2 separate regions of the Homo sapiens genome follow, and region 1 is linked to region 2. A link is a loop called in an ENCODE intact Hi-C map of the cell type or tissue named here. Cell type or tissue: endothelial cell of umbilical vein. All regions are shown on one strand. Each heading gives the region's core, and the rest is flanking DNA. Links, peaks and the distances in the headings are about the cores only. Region 1 has its middle 5.0 kb from the start of LINC02181. Region 2 has its middle 130 kb from the start of LINC02181.

The links. Hi-C counts contacts between places; a loop is a spot of excess contacts. Peaks named below come from ENCODE experiments on the same cell type or tissue, not always from the same donor. Only the 100,000 strongest peaks of a DNase experiment are listed, where the experiment ranks them.
Region 1: it touches region 2 in a loop (6-fold over the local background); 6 of 110 quality-filtered maps call a loop at or near these places.

The regions. Positions count from the first base shown.
Region 1 is chr16:87,051,313-87,054,213 of GRCh38, reverse strand. No RefSeq gene overlaps it. Among named protein-coding and RNA genes, the nearest start is that of LINC02181, 5.0 kb to the left of the region's middle. In endothelial cell of umbilical vein, for the core only: a CTCF peak has its summit at 1,174; DNase peaks (open chromatin) are centred at 893 and 1,563; H3K4me3 peaks cover 161 bases; H3K27ac peaks cover 868 bases.
Region 2 is chr16:86,927,681-86,930,581 of GRCh38, reverse strand. No RefSeq gene overlaps it. Among named protein-coding and RNA genes, the nearest start is that of LINC02181, 130 kb to the left of the region's middle. In endothelial cell of umbilical vein, for the core only: no CTCF peak of the experiment used is centred there; a DNase peak (open chromatin) is centred at 1,221; H3K27ac peaks cover 2,359 bases.

The sequences.
Region 1 (2,901 bases), core at 134-2,633, 120 kb before region 2:
AGTGGAATATAGTTTATAGGCGCTCTGGGAGTTCTAAAACAGAACTTTAATATCTACCCCTGGAATTGTGCGGGAGGCCATGGGCTTTGGAATGGGCTGACCTGGGTTCTAGCACCTTTTTGACTTGAGAACTAGAGAGAATGTGTGCATAAGTTAAGCTCTCCCTAGCTCGAAAACGCTTCATAACCTGGCATACATCAGTTTCCTCATGGGGTAAATGGTACTGGTAAGGGCGTGAGGCTTGCAGGCCTCTGTGAGGTGAGATGGGATCATACAGAAGAGTTCAGAGCATCTCAGGGTCCTCAGCCGCCAGCCGTTAACCAAACCCACATGATCACAGCGAGGCCTGGAAGAATGCAGAGGGGTAGTTTCCACCTGCAGCACCTTTTAGCAGGTGGGGAAACTGAGGCACAGAGACAAGCGGCCACTCTTCCAGGCCTCCGCAACCAGTATGTGTTAGGGTGGAGCTAAAGTCAGCCTGAGGAGTGATTTCAGGGATGAGCAAAATCAGCGACCAGGGTCCCCGGTCAGTGTGGGTCCCCCTGCCCTGACCCTGGGCCCCCTCCCCAACAAGGTCCTGTCCCAAGGTGGGTGAAGGGTGAAGGGGCCTGCGCAGCTCCCCTGCTGGCGGGCGGGTGCTTCCCTGCCAGGCTGTTTGTTTTGGGCATCTTTCTCATGTCCTCCAAGCTTGCCGCCAGCAGTGTGCTCCCCGGGGGGATGCCGGCGGTGAGAACCTGGGAACTGCCTCTTATCTCTGCAGAGCAGGATGTGTCCTGTGCTGCGCGTCCCCGGTGAGCTTTCCAAGCGCTGTGATGAGCTTGCAGATTTCAGCAGGCGATTGCTCCGGCCGTCCCCCGCCAGCCTTGGGGGGGCTGTGTTTTGTTTCCCAGGCCCCTCGGCACCGCACCAGGTATCCTGCCACCTCCTGCTCCCGTGTCCCTGGCCTTTCAGCTGCTCTGAGTCCATGATCGCCCCTGTAGGTCCGGCCCAGCCGACGGCCAGTGAGAAATGGCACGGGGTGAACTCCTGTTTCCGCCCATTCTTTGTGCAGGGGCAGTGGGTGGTTCCCAGCTGGGGAGGGCTGGGGGCGGGGGGAGGGGGGGCGCAGTGCCCCACATGGCCCTCGGAGGCGCTGTGCAGGCCCGGTTCCGCCCTCATCCCATCCCATCCATACCAACTTCTGAAAGGTGCTCCGACCCAGTGGTGAGTGGATGGAAACAGGTAATTAACCTAATTATACAATGGAGTGTGGGCAGGGCGTCTCAATCTTACCTCCAGTGATATTTGTTTAAAATGCAGATTCTCAGGTCCTGGGGTTCGGCGAGGCACATTCGAACTGGGGTAGGACCCATGATTCTTAATTTACACCAGGCCTCCAGCGATTCTTCTGATGTGGCAAATTTGGGAAAATACTGGCCTGGCAGTTTGGCCCAGGCTCTGGAAACAGGCTAAGTTCCAACTTCACTGCAATCCCCGGTCACTGCGCCTCTTGGAGCTTCTCAGACCACAGTCTCCTCTTCTGTTGACTGGGTCTGATGTTATCTTCCTTCTGTGATTGTTGGGAGAAATCCCAGAGTGCTCTGCACACAGCCAAGCATCCACTGGGTGTTCAGGAAAGGATTAATGCTTATTGTCCAGATGATATTCAAAGACAGAAATCTCCTGGCAAGGTTTCTGATAATCACAAAAACCAGACAGAGCAAACTGAGCTAATTGGGTTGGAGTTAAAAGTAGAGACCTTGAATGTTTTGAGCACACTTGGTGGCCTCGTTTTAGGCATGAACACAATTTCCATTGGAAAATTTTAAACATTGACAGCAATAGAAGGGACTCCATTTCTTTGCTGTCCTCTGTATCCAGGAGCCCTTAAGGAGATCACTGAGTAACTGTGGGGTTCTCAGAGCTGAAGGCATTGGGGCAAGAGAGGGGGTTGAGTCTTCTCAGGATACAGCACGTTGATGAAAGAACCAGCACAGTCGAACATGCATCCCACAAGGAGACATACAGCGGCAAGGAAGGACCCTGCGAGGCCATTGGAGACACTGCTGTCAGATGGGATGAGCAGGCCCCTTCTGGCAGCATCTGTTGAGTTAGCATCAGGCTGGACCACAGAGACGATGCCTGCAAGAGCTGCAAACGCAGGCCATCCCGCCAGCTCTCGTGCAGGAGATGCTAGCTCCTCATCAGGCTCTGAGCCAAGCACATCATCTGCCTTCTGCCCCTCAGTTTCCTAGTGTGTAAAATGAGGATGTTGTGACTCTTACTCCATCAGTCCTTAGGAGGATTCAGGGAGGTGAGGCATAGGAAGTGCTCTGCTTGGTCGCTAGCGAACATCGGTGTTGGTAGAGTTATTTCTTTTTTTACACGTAGGAGAACTGGAGCAGGCATGGCAGAATTCCTCACTAGCAGAAGACCCCCTGGCAGACGTGGAGAGATCTGAGCCACTATAGACACGGCAGCAGGACAGGGCTCTGGAGGAGGGACCTGAGCGGTAGCCTTGGTCCACTGCAGACATCAGCAAGTTCTTAGATCAGGCGGGGAACCGGTCCACCCACTCATGCTCTGGTTTAGCTCCCTACTCTGCTTTCTGAGAGTCAGTTTGGAAGGGAACCTAGCGGAGCTCCTCAGAGTCTCAGGGTCCTTGTCTTTGATGAACTTTCTGCTTGGTCATAGGCAGCCTCTGAATATTCTCTCCTCCCAAGGTTTCTGTTGATCCCAAGCAGGAGGCGCGTGCGCAGAGCTGGTTTATGCCGATTGGCTTGTGTTTTGCCAAGCAAGGGTGCAATGAAATGGGAAGAGTGGGGGCTGCAGGAACGGCCTCATGCTGTATTTCTGAGAGGTGTTTTTCTGCAACAGGAACACATATACACACATGTGCTCACCAACACACAATTCCCCTGT
Region 2 (2,901 bases), core at 187-2,686:
ACTAGCAATTTCCGACACCCATCAGGTTGGTTTTAGTTTGGGGACAGGTATTCTATACAAACCTGTGACTGCATGCAGGGTTATCCCTCCCACGTGCGGCCAAGACTGTGTCTCCTCTTCCCAGCCTGTGTTCATGGAAAGCTGCCTCCTCCCCACCCAGACCAGAGGCGGGTTGTGAGTGCAGGCAGTTTTTGGGAGGTGACCTCAGGAAGTGTAGGGGAGTTGGGAAGGGACCGGGGGAAGGGACGAAACCAATGCAGGGTGGACTGTTGATCAGCTGACCATGGTGGGCAACCGGGGCTCCACCCTCTGGGGAGCGCTGGGAGACTGTCTGGCCCCCTTGGAGTTTGCAGCCGAGCAGGGTTTTATGTTGCAGGGCTTCACCGTCCCTGGCCCAGGGCTGCTCCTGATGACAGTGGCTCCTGGGCATTTGTGGGCTGCCTGTCTGTGAGGGGGCCTTTTTATAAGGACACCATCATAGCGGTTTAGAGGCCAATCCTACTCCAGCATGACTTCAGCTCAACTAATTACATCTTCTAGGGCCCTATTTCCAAATAAGGTCACATTCGGAGGCACTGGCAGTTTGGATGGCAACGTAAGAATTTTTGGGGAACACAATGGATTCATAACAGGGTGGGAGAAGGGGCAGAGGGGGCACTGAGGAGAGTTTCATGGCAAACACTTGATGTTTGGGCGAGCACTCAGCGCCGTCGTGCGCCGTCGTCTCTTGGGAGGAGCTCTGCTCCCTGTTGGACTTCCTTCCATTTATTGTGTCACTCACTCCTGCCCCTAGGGCTGAACGCCTCGAGGGTGGAGAGGCACCGTCACCTTCTCAGCCTGGAGAGCTCTGTCCAGCTCTGCAGACGAGGCCCTGGAAGCTCACCTGAAGCCGACGAAGGGAGGAGGGAGTGGAGTGCCCACTGCCCGGGCTAGGGCAGCCAGACCCTGGCGGCTTCGTGGCAGCTGCTGTACTCATTGCCAGCTTCAGGGCGGTGGGACCACGGAGGAAGAACGTGAACGCCTGGACTCCCACTTGGAATCTGAATGCAGTCCAGGGATTTGGCATTTGAGTCCCTAGAGCTCGTTGCTAGCCATCCTCCTCCCCGGCGAGAATAATCCATTTCAAACTTCTGAGCTGTCTAGACTTGTTATCTGGCCCCCTAATTCCTGAGAGCCTAGAGCGGGCAGCAGCGGGACCGCCGAGATAGCAAGGGGGTGAGGTCATTGGCGCGGTCCCGAGGCAGGAAGTCCATTCCGGGGGACGATGGATGAGTGTGGAGCTGGTGCCCGAACGGGGCCAGATAACGCGTCTAGACCCGGCAGGCCGTTTCCTCCTCTTCCCCGGTGTCCTATCGGCATCCTCCTGCCTTCCTGCTGCTCTTCCGAGCCTCTCTGGAGAAGCCTCTCAGGAGGTTTTACTTCATTTTCAGTGTAAGGGGCGGCCGGTGTCTCTTGGCCTCGGCTAGGTGTGGGCGCGTTTTCTAAGTCACAGTGACGGTGGGGCCGGGAGGCCTTTCTGGAGAGGCCGTGCTGGCCTCTGTCACTTTGTCCTTTCAGAGAGTTCAGTGGGTTAGGGGAAAAATGACGTTTTCTCTCCCTGGTCTCCAAAGGTCAGTGGAAGGCCAGTGGTGGGACTGGGAGGACAGGAGTTGATGTCAAACAGACCCAGAAATTTCCACAAGTCCTGGGGGACAAAAGAGCCTGGAGCAAGTCTTATCTAAGACAGCCCCTGGGAGCCGCAGAATGCCGAATAAACTCGCCTTTCCGGAAGGAGTGGCTAATTTCATTGGCCCATGTGCACTCTGGCTGATCTTGAATCCTGGGGCTAGGGTTGGACAAGAGGTCAAAAGGTCATTTGGTTCAATCCCCTGCCTCCAGGCAGGATTCCCCCAGCAAAGAGGAATCGTGTGTGTTCCAATATTCAAAGACACACGTGGGGGCTGCAGGAGAGGAAGTGGCCTCCGGAGCACCTGCGGGGGTGGATGAAGTGGTAATCCCCACCAGCTGTGCTGAGTCTCTGAGCCCCAATAGTGCTGTGGGTTTGGAACAACTGCATTGTGGGGAACATCTGTGCAGAAGGGTACGGTGTGTCAGGAGGGCCACTGCCACCCCAATGATGATGACAACGGTAAAAGCAAAAATGAATTGAGCACGCACTGATGCCAGCTGATGTCAAGTGGCTGGACAAATGCTGGTGAATCTCATTTAATCATAAAATAAACCTGGGCAGGGGCTGTCATAATTATGCCCCAACTGAGGCTCAAAGGAAAGGTGTCTGCCGAAGGCACCTGGTTTGTAAGAAGTAGGGTGGGAATGTGAGCCCAGGTGAGGCTGCTTTCAGAGCTCAGGATGGAATAGCTCAACTCTTCTGCCCTAAACACATGTGTTCGATTCATGAAGGTCTCTGTGTCTTGTTTATTGCCTGGTGGACAGGTGGGGGTGGCTGAGGGTGGCACAGGCTACACAGCTAATGAACAAGAGGTCAGGATGCTAACTCATATCTCTAGACCCCACATTCTCACCAACCCCTCCCTGTTCCCCCATAAGCAGTATCCCCCTGGCAAAACATGTTCCCTTTCCATGGGAAAAGTAATATTTATAAAGAAGGGCCTGTCTGCAGGGGACCAGCTAAATACATAGATAATGAACAGGCTGTTCGAGGGAGTAGTATACAGCCATGAAAAGGAATCAGAGCTCTTTACATGCCAACATCTACTTATCACCAAAAGAGATGACTGAAAACAGCAAGGTGCAGGGCAGTGTGGATAGTGTGTGTGTACATACATACATGCATGCGTGTGTGTGTGTATACAGTCAAGCACTGCATAACCACGTTTCAGCCAATGGTGGAGTGCATATACAATGGTGGTCTCATGAGATGATCATGCCATATTTTTATTG